3 separate regions of the Mus musculus genome follow, and regions 1 and 2 are each linked to region 3. Evidence: chromatin loops called from intact Hi-C (ENCODE). Cell type or tissue: heart. All regions are shown on one strand.

The links. Hi-C counts contacts between places; a loop is a spot of excess contacts. Peaks named below come from ENCODE experiments on the same cell type or tissue, not always from the same donor. Only the 100,000 strongest peaks of a DNase experiment are listed, where the experiment ranks them.
Region 1: a loop joins it to region 3, with 2.9 times the contacts of the local background. A loop is called at or near these places in 2 of 42 quality-filtered maps.
Region 2: a loop joins it to region 3, with 2.7 times the contacts of the local background. A loop is called at or near these places in 3 of 42 quality-filtered maps.

The regions. Positions count from the first base shown.
Region 1 is chr11:44,745,717-44,748,216 of GRCm38, reverse strand. The region is part of intron 6 of Ebf1 (early B cell factor 1); the gene reads right to left. Among named protein-coding and RNA genes, the nearest start is that of Ebf1, 130 kb to the right of the region's middle. In heart, no CTCF peak of the experiment used is centred here; a DNase peak (open chromatin) is centred at 1,316; H3K27ac peaks cover 1,753 bases.
Region 2 is chr11:44,891,563-44,894,062 of GRCm38, reverse strand. All of the region lies in intron 8 of Ebf1 (early B cell factor 1), which reads right to left. Among named protein-coding and RNA genes, the nearest start is that of Gm51859, 200 kb to the left of the region's middle. In heart, no CTCF peak of the experiment used is centred here; a DNase peak (open chromatin) is centred at 1,002; H3K27ac peaks cover 680 bases.
Region 3 is chr11:45,006,903-45,009,402 of GRCm38, reverse strand. It overlaps Ebf1 (early B cell factor 1), which reads right to left. Exons shown (of 16, transcript NM_007897.3): 16 at 1,307-2,500. Among named protein-coding and RNA genes, the nearest start is that of Gm51859, 80 kb to the left of the region's middle. In heart, a CTCF peak has its summit at 1,092 (motif pointing right); DNase peaks (open chromatin) are centred at 462 and 1,102; H3K4me3 peaks cover 223 bases.

The sequences.
Region 1 (2,500 bases), 260 kb after region 3:
CATCCGTAACAAAAATCTGATGCCATCTTCTGGAGTGTCTGAAAACAGCTACAGTGTACTCACATATAAAAAAATAAATAAATAAATCTTTTTTTAAAAAGAAAGAAAAGTAAGTTCATATTTAGATGGTAATTTGGTGAGGAAAGCCGTTGGGTATGTCTCAGGAAATAGCCTGCTGAGGAAAGCCTGCGAATCCAGATTCTCTATAATCAGATTATGGAAGGAAGGAAGGGAGGGAGGGAGGGAGGGAGGAAGGAAGGAAGGAAGGAAGGAAGGAAGGAAGGAAGGAAGGAAGGAAGGAAGGAATTAAGAAACAAAACAACAACAACAACAAAACCAACCAAATTTGGGAGCTAGGCTGACAAGATAAGCGAATAGCTGGCAAACATGACGTGAACTCGCTTTGTGGTATCAAACTCCAGGACTCGGCACCTGTTCTTTCTTTGCTTCCTTCACTGGGGTCACCAGTCGACTCCCAAGAGCAGGTTCGAAGAGGACCCGTGCTACAACAACAGAGGCTCTGCTAGCCAGGCATGTGAACCACAGGAAGCAATGAAGAGACCCGCCTCGAAGACATGGAATATGAAGCTACCTGAGTTTACCCTGTAACCTCCACATGCCTAGATCCATACCCACCACATACTACACATATGCACACATGCAGGAAAGAAGAAGGAAGATGAGAATTGCCCCTAAGCCTCCAGGGAACTTTTTCTGGGGGTGAGGGGGGGGGGTGGGAAAGAAGTACTACAAAAGGCAAGGGGGAAGACGGGCAAAGATGTCCTTTTAAAGATACTACAGGTGGCCTCAAAGCCTGAAGAGGATAAGCTCTGGGACAAAAAATCTGACTTCTCAAAAGCTCAACAAGCCATTACCTAGTCCATATTAGCCTCTAAGAGCTAAGCCCCTGGGGTGCCCTCTCACCCCCACCTCAGCAAAGTCAGGGAGAATTTAGACTGTTTTCAAATTGCTGCCCAGTGTTGAGAGAGGGGTCATCTAAAGCTAGAATAGAGTCCTTCTGCTACAGAAGAGAGCAGAAGGGTGCTTATATATTCGAGACAAGACATATGAATGTGGATATCTTATGTCTCTTCCTTGATCAACTTGCTAATTGCTGCAGTGATCTTTAACCTTTCTCTCAGAGATCCACACAGACTTCTCTCCTGAATGAAACTTGAGCTAACACAAAAGCCAAGGTGTGGCTGTTGTGTCTGTGTGACAGGCTGATGACCTTTGCTGGAAAGGTGCTTATCATGCCAGGCCATTGTCTTGCCTGGCCACTTCAATCTGCATTCACAGCTGCTCTCTCTCTCCCTCCCTATCTTTCCCCTGCCCAGCTGGGCTTCCTGTCACTCAAAGCTCAGCTGACTTCTTTGCATTCACCCCACCCAAGGAGGCATACACTGCCTCGCCTATCGGGATCCACAATTGTCCCTTAGCTAGAAAGATAGTTCAGGGGGAACAGAACTATAAAACGGGATCAGAAAGGAAGAGCTGTAGTGAGTGAAACGGTTTTATTCCAAAATCACATCTTTATGAGTCAAGGGCAGACTTGCATGAAAGGACATGCTAGAGAAGCCATGCTTTAAAAGATGAACATGGAACTGCAATGGTTTTAGGATTTTATTCAGAAAATTCTGGCAGACCTAGGGTATCCAAGCAAATGACAAGCAAACAGGGAGGGTTTGGGCAATGTCCCCCAACTTCAATGGCTTCCCTTCTTCCTCAAAGGAAAATCCTAAGGCCTTTGTGTGACTTGTGGGACCCAAGAAAGGAATACATGAGGCTTCCTCGCACTCTTTTACTTCCCCATTCATCTCCCTTGTTTCTCTCCAAGATACTCTTTTATGACCTACATCCTCCTAACAATATCTTCACAACCAACAAATGGTTACCCTAGTCTGTCTGCTTTCCAGTTACTTTAACTGGATGGCAGCCTCTGGCTCAGAGGGACCAATGAAACCATAGCCTTGTCTTTGGAGGAATATGAACTTGAGGCAGAAAGTCTGGCAAAACCACACAAAACTTTGGTGAGCGAGTTCCCTGTCTCAAGTAAGCTCAGGCAGCGATTCTGCTTTTACACTGTGGAAATTCTCAGTTGTCACTTAAGAGGCACTACCAAAATCTGCAACCCTGAACTGCTTCCCCTTGATGATAAGCCTCAATTTCTACCATTTTGCATAATTTTTTCAAGCTTATTGGTGAGAGAAAAAAAAAAGCCCTCCTCATTGGAAATAAACACAGTTTAGAGATTTTCTTTGTAGACAATCTCTTGAATACACACACACATTATCTCCCTGATAGGCAATAATGGCTCTTTAAGGCGCTGTCATGATCAATCGTAAAAATACATATTTAGAACACGTTAAAATGTGTGTATTATAAAAATGTTTTTAAATGAAAACTATTTACCCAAAAGACTATAATGGTTTTGAAGAGTATTTTGTAAATCCATACTTGAGACTTTAAGGGAAAATAAAAGATTTCTGACCTGGGAGAT
Region 2 (2,500 bases), 120 kb after region 3:
GAAGCAATTCTTAGACCTACACCACCCTTCTCCCCTCAAATGTCTAATGGTCTATCCCAATGTAATAGTCAAACAACCTATTGACTTTTTTTCGTCTTCACTTCACTAACTGCTACTCATTCAAATATGAGAAGCTTCCCGACTCCTCAGACTCTGCTGGGTCCCTTGTATTAAGCCTTCTTAGCAACCTGTATTTCTCTTTCACAGCCCTTATCAACATTGCCAATTAAATCATCGAGATTATCATTGTTTCCTGCATATGAATTGGTATGTACACATAGCTGTGTACCTCGTCATGTTAGTGCTGGCCCCGGCTTTGCTCTCCTCTGCCCCTCTCTTATCTAATATAGTAGGCAGAGAGCCGGTAAATATTTGTTGACCAGATAAACGACCGAATGGAAAGCAAATGAGCAATCATTGATGGTCTGATGTTGTGAAAGAACTGAAGTGGGTGGAGTAAAAGTTGAGGATCCTTCCAGCCTGCACTAACAAACCACCTCTTACAAAGCTGGGCAGCTCATGCCTGTGAATGTGGCATCTAGGAGGTAGGAGCAGGAAGAGCAGGGAGTTCAAGGCCAGCTTTGACTATATAGCCTGGGCTCCGGGAGACCCTGTCTCCAAAGAACAAGAAACAAACAAAACAAACGATTGCCGCTATACCCACAATGTGCTTCCTCCATGGATAAGAGACCACGTAGAGTCCTGTTTCCTGGGCTGCGCTGGCCTCGGTTCAAGCAGCTGGTACCCCATTCTCTTGGGAGTTAAAATTAGTATCAGTAACCCACACACAGCCATACCCCCTCACACCCCATCCCACCCCCACCCCATGAAGAAGACTCTAATCATGCAAGGACCCAGGTGGGGCTTTCTGACAGATTTAAAGTTAGAAGGGAAGGTAGCAGACACCGGAAGGTAGCAGCCACCGGCTTCCGGAGGCACCAGGACTTCCTGCCTTTAAGCCGTGCTGGGTTCCTGTCCTGCCTTCCCCACCCTTCCCCCACGCATCAGCCTCAACAGAGTTGCTGCTCTCTCTGCCATTTGAACTCAAATCCTATCTCGGAAATTGATGGGTGATGCTGCCCTTGACAACACAGTGTCAGCTTAACTCAGTGTCCAGCTGGTTCTGTGCACATTATCATAATGCGCTGCCTGGGCGGGCGCTGCCTGGGCGGACTCTGCTCGATGCTTGCTCTTGCTTCGTGTCCTTCTCTGCCTTCTGACATACAGAGATTGCTTGTTTAAAAATAAAAATAGAGACAATATCTTAGGAGAGGTTTTGATTTTTAGAATTTCTCTAGAACAGAAACTCTACCTTAATGGCAAAATGAACCTAAAAAGCTTTCTTTCAACCAACAACAACAAAAAAAAAAGACAAACAACAAACAAAAACACAGGGTTTATTGGGAAAAAATAAAAATGAATATTTCCCAGGGCCTTACATGTTTCCTATTAAATTGAATGAATTATTATTTTTTATCTTTAAAGCCTTTCTAACAGCATGCTTCAAACTTAAGTCATAATTTTGCTACATTCCAGTACCATGTAGGCAATTACTTACTTGATTTTATCGAGTTGTGATTTTTATTTTAACCATCTAATACTTTCTCTAAGCTTGATCTTACCCTAAGCACTAATGTCCATGAGATCACCGTTTTGAAGTAACAGCTGTGGTTTTTTTCCCTAATGGATTAAGATAGGCATATAGCTATTGTAAGATATCTTAAGTCATGCATGGGGATATATACCTGTACCCTGCAACTCAGGGACAGAGGTAGATGGATTATGAGTTTGGAGCCAGCCTAGGCTGCTTAATGAGATCTTGGTGTGTGAGTTTGTATGTGTTCAGGTATGCATGCCCCTACATACGAATGGTCAAGCAGAATATCCATTGGGTATTTTTCTCTCACTTTCTGCCATATCCCCTTGAGACAGTCTCTCACTGAACTGAAAGCTTGACATTTTGACTATGCTAGCCTGTGAGTTTAACTCGGCAGAACTATCACCTCGGTGTTTGGGTCGCTACCCCGAAAAGCTGTGTCTGTAGTTCCTCACGAAGTCAGAGACATTCTCACAGAATCATCAGAGCTTGAAGGGCGATCCCAAACCTCCACTTAATGATGAGGGGACAAAGGGCCAGAGAATTCCTAGTCCATCCTCAAAGCCATGTATGAAAGCAAGAGAAAGCTCCATCTTAACAAATTTCCGTAAGTAAAACTGACAAAATAAAGAGAAAAATTAGAGATTGAAGAGATGGTACAGTGGTGTAGAGCACATACAGCTCTTGCAGAGGACTCAACTTCAGCTCTCTGCACTCACAGCTGGTAGCTCACAGCTGCCTGTAACTACACCTCCAGAGTAGCCTGAAGCTCTGGCCTCCTCAGGCACCCAAACTCACGTACCCACATACAGAAACACATGCATTAAAAAACATATAATTAAATCAAATGAATCTTTACTTCAGGCCTAACTGTTCCGACACACCACGTTATAAACAGGGGCT
Region 3 (2,500 bases):
AAGGGTCATAGGCATGCCAAATGCTTGAGGTTTAAGGGAACAAATGAATGAATGAGTGAATGAATGAATGAATGAATGAATGCTGTCAAGAGGTAGGCCTTACGGAGTTCTAAGCCAATTCAGAGTGTGGTTATCTGTTTTTATTCTGTGGAGCTCTGGCATATGTCTGCCTCTTGCAGTTTAAGCATCATAGACATGGATGACGTGGAAGCGGGTTGTCTTGTCTGGCACCACATGCATCCTGAAGTCATCCTGAACCTTTTGCTCAGTGTTTCTCCTCTGCAACTGATACAGAATTGAAAAAATAGGGGATGGCCAAGCTGATCAGGTAGGAGTCTCCATGGAGACAGGACAGCAGCTTCTGTATGTTCTGGCTTACATGGGGTGGCCTTTCATGACCTTACCTTGGGCTGTATTTCAGGGTAGTGCCATAGCAGTGCCTCCCACAAATGAATGTGCTGGTGGTTATGGGACACCCTCTTAGGTCTGGCCATGGAGTTTCTGTTGGTCGAGGCATTTTGTAAGCGCCATTAACCTCATCGTGTCCAGTCATTGCAAAATTAGTGAAGACATGGAACGTACAATGGAAAGATGTATCCTTAAATGACCCGGTCCCAGATGTGTGTATATCTTCTGTGGACCTATGAAGTTTGCACAACGACTGAGTGCCTGTAACTTTCAATTCCAGACAGATGTGGTTTTGTCAACCAGGAAAAAGAAAAAAAAAACTATTATCCACACAAAGTTTATATATATATATATATACATATATATATATACATATATATATATATATATATATATATATATATATATATATATATATATATATATGTTCTCTAGTCACACGTCTCATCAGCAAGCCAGGGCACATAATTAATTGACCAGGAGGCACACTGGGATTAATTAGCAGTTGCATAGGAAGAGTTTAGCTCAGCCTTCCAGGGCAGAGGATGGTGTTCTAGAATGACCAGTTCCTGGATTCCCAATTCAGCCCCTATCATGGGGGGAATCTCACTGTTCACTGACAATAGGACTGGGGGCTCTTGCCACCAATGTGGGCCAGCACGTGCACACCTGGCTCATGCCAGCAGAGGGCAGCAGTACGCTGTGCGTGTTCAATTTGCATTCCAAATTAGCAGATCCCGGTGGGACCTACAAAGAAAGGAAGTGGGTGCCCCAGGCCTAGGCTAATTCTCTCTGGGTGTTAACACTGGCCCGAATAATAGCAAACCCGGGCCTTTTGCAGTCCATTGAGTGTTGCTCTTCTCTTCTGCCATAGAGAAATGAACACGCCACTAGGAGCTGCTATCACAGACAGGAAGTAACTTTAATTAAATATCGTGAACGTTGAAAAGTTTTTTACAGTTTGAATTTTTGAAAAAAAAAAAGGAGAAGAAAAGAAAAGAAAGAAAGAAATAAAAAAGAATGAAATATAACAATCTCTACAGTAGTTGAGTGCTCTAACAATTGGATTGTACAGTGTGTGTCTATTGAAAACGTTTGAAAAGAAGGTGAAAGATTTGCAGAATGAGTTCATGGAGCTGCATCCTACATTGTGAGGCCGGGCATGGCGTGGACATATCCAGTCATCCAGAGGCAGGGCTCTTCCCCCAAAACGGAAATCTGAATTGAATTCTCTACTCCATCTTCTTTTTAAAAGCCATATTCTGTATTTAGGGGGCTATATCTTAAAGGGACTTAAAAACAAGATTTTGTGTAGAAGAAAGTGGTTCCTAAAACCAAACTACTTCTCCATCGGCTAATCAAACAGAAGTAACAAAACACAATTGATACACATTTTCTTTTTAAAGGCTCTTTGGGCTTTCCAGTAAAGTTCTCATCACGTCACAGCACGTGGCTAACAGATTGGTGGCGTCTTTTGTCAGGGTCTGAGCCGGACACCTCACCGGCTTGCTGCTCGTTCCTTTGCAGACAGTTGTCTGGCTCACCAGACAAAATATGGCTTTAGACGTTAGACATCTTGAGGCCAGCGCTTACCACACGAATTCAGACAACCTTTCTGAGTACGGAGAAGCAATGCTAAACCTTGCTTATATTTTTTTCCAGTTTCTTTTTATTTTTATTATTATTATTATTATCATCAGTTGTCATTATTATTATTTCTCACCATGAAAAATCAGCTTTCCTCCCTCCCCTCCCCTACCAACCCCCCCAACTTCCCTCCCCTCCCCTCCCCAACCCATAAAAATCCGCACTCTGACAGTCTAGTGAAAACCGTTGAAATCCATCCGGGCATGCACAGTCGCAGCTTTGTTAATGTTCTCTTGCTCTACTAGAAAAAGTAACATTGTCTTAAAGTAACAAAACAGTTCTTTTGTGCTTTTCGATTTCTCTCTTTTTTTTTCTTCTTTTTCTTTTTTTTTTTTCTTAGAATGTTAGTGATGGCTGACAGTTGGGGGGGGTGCACAGTACAATGTACAGGTGAAATGGATATGATTTGCATTGTTAAGGCATCCAATCTGCTGGTTTATATTTA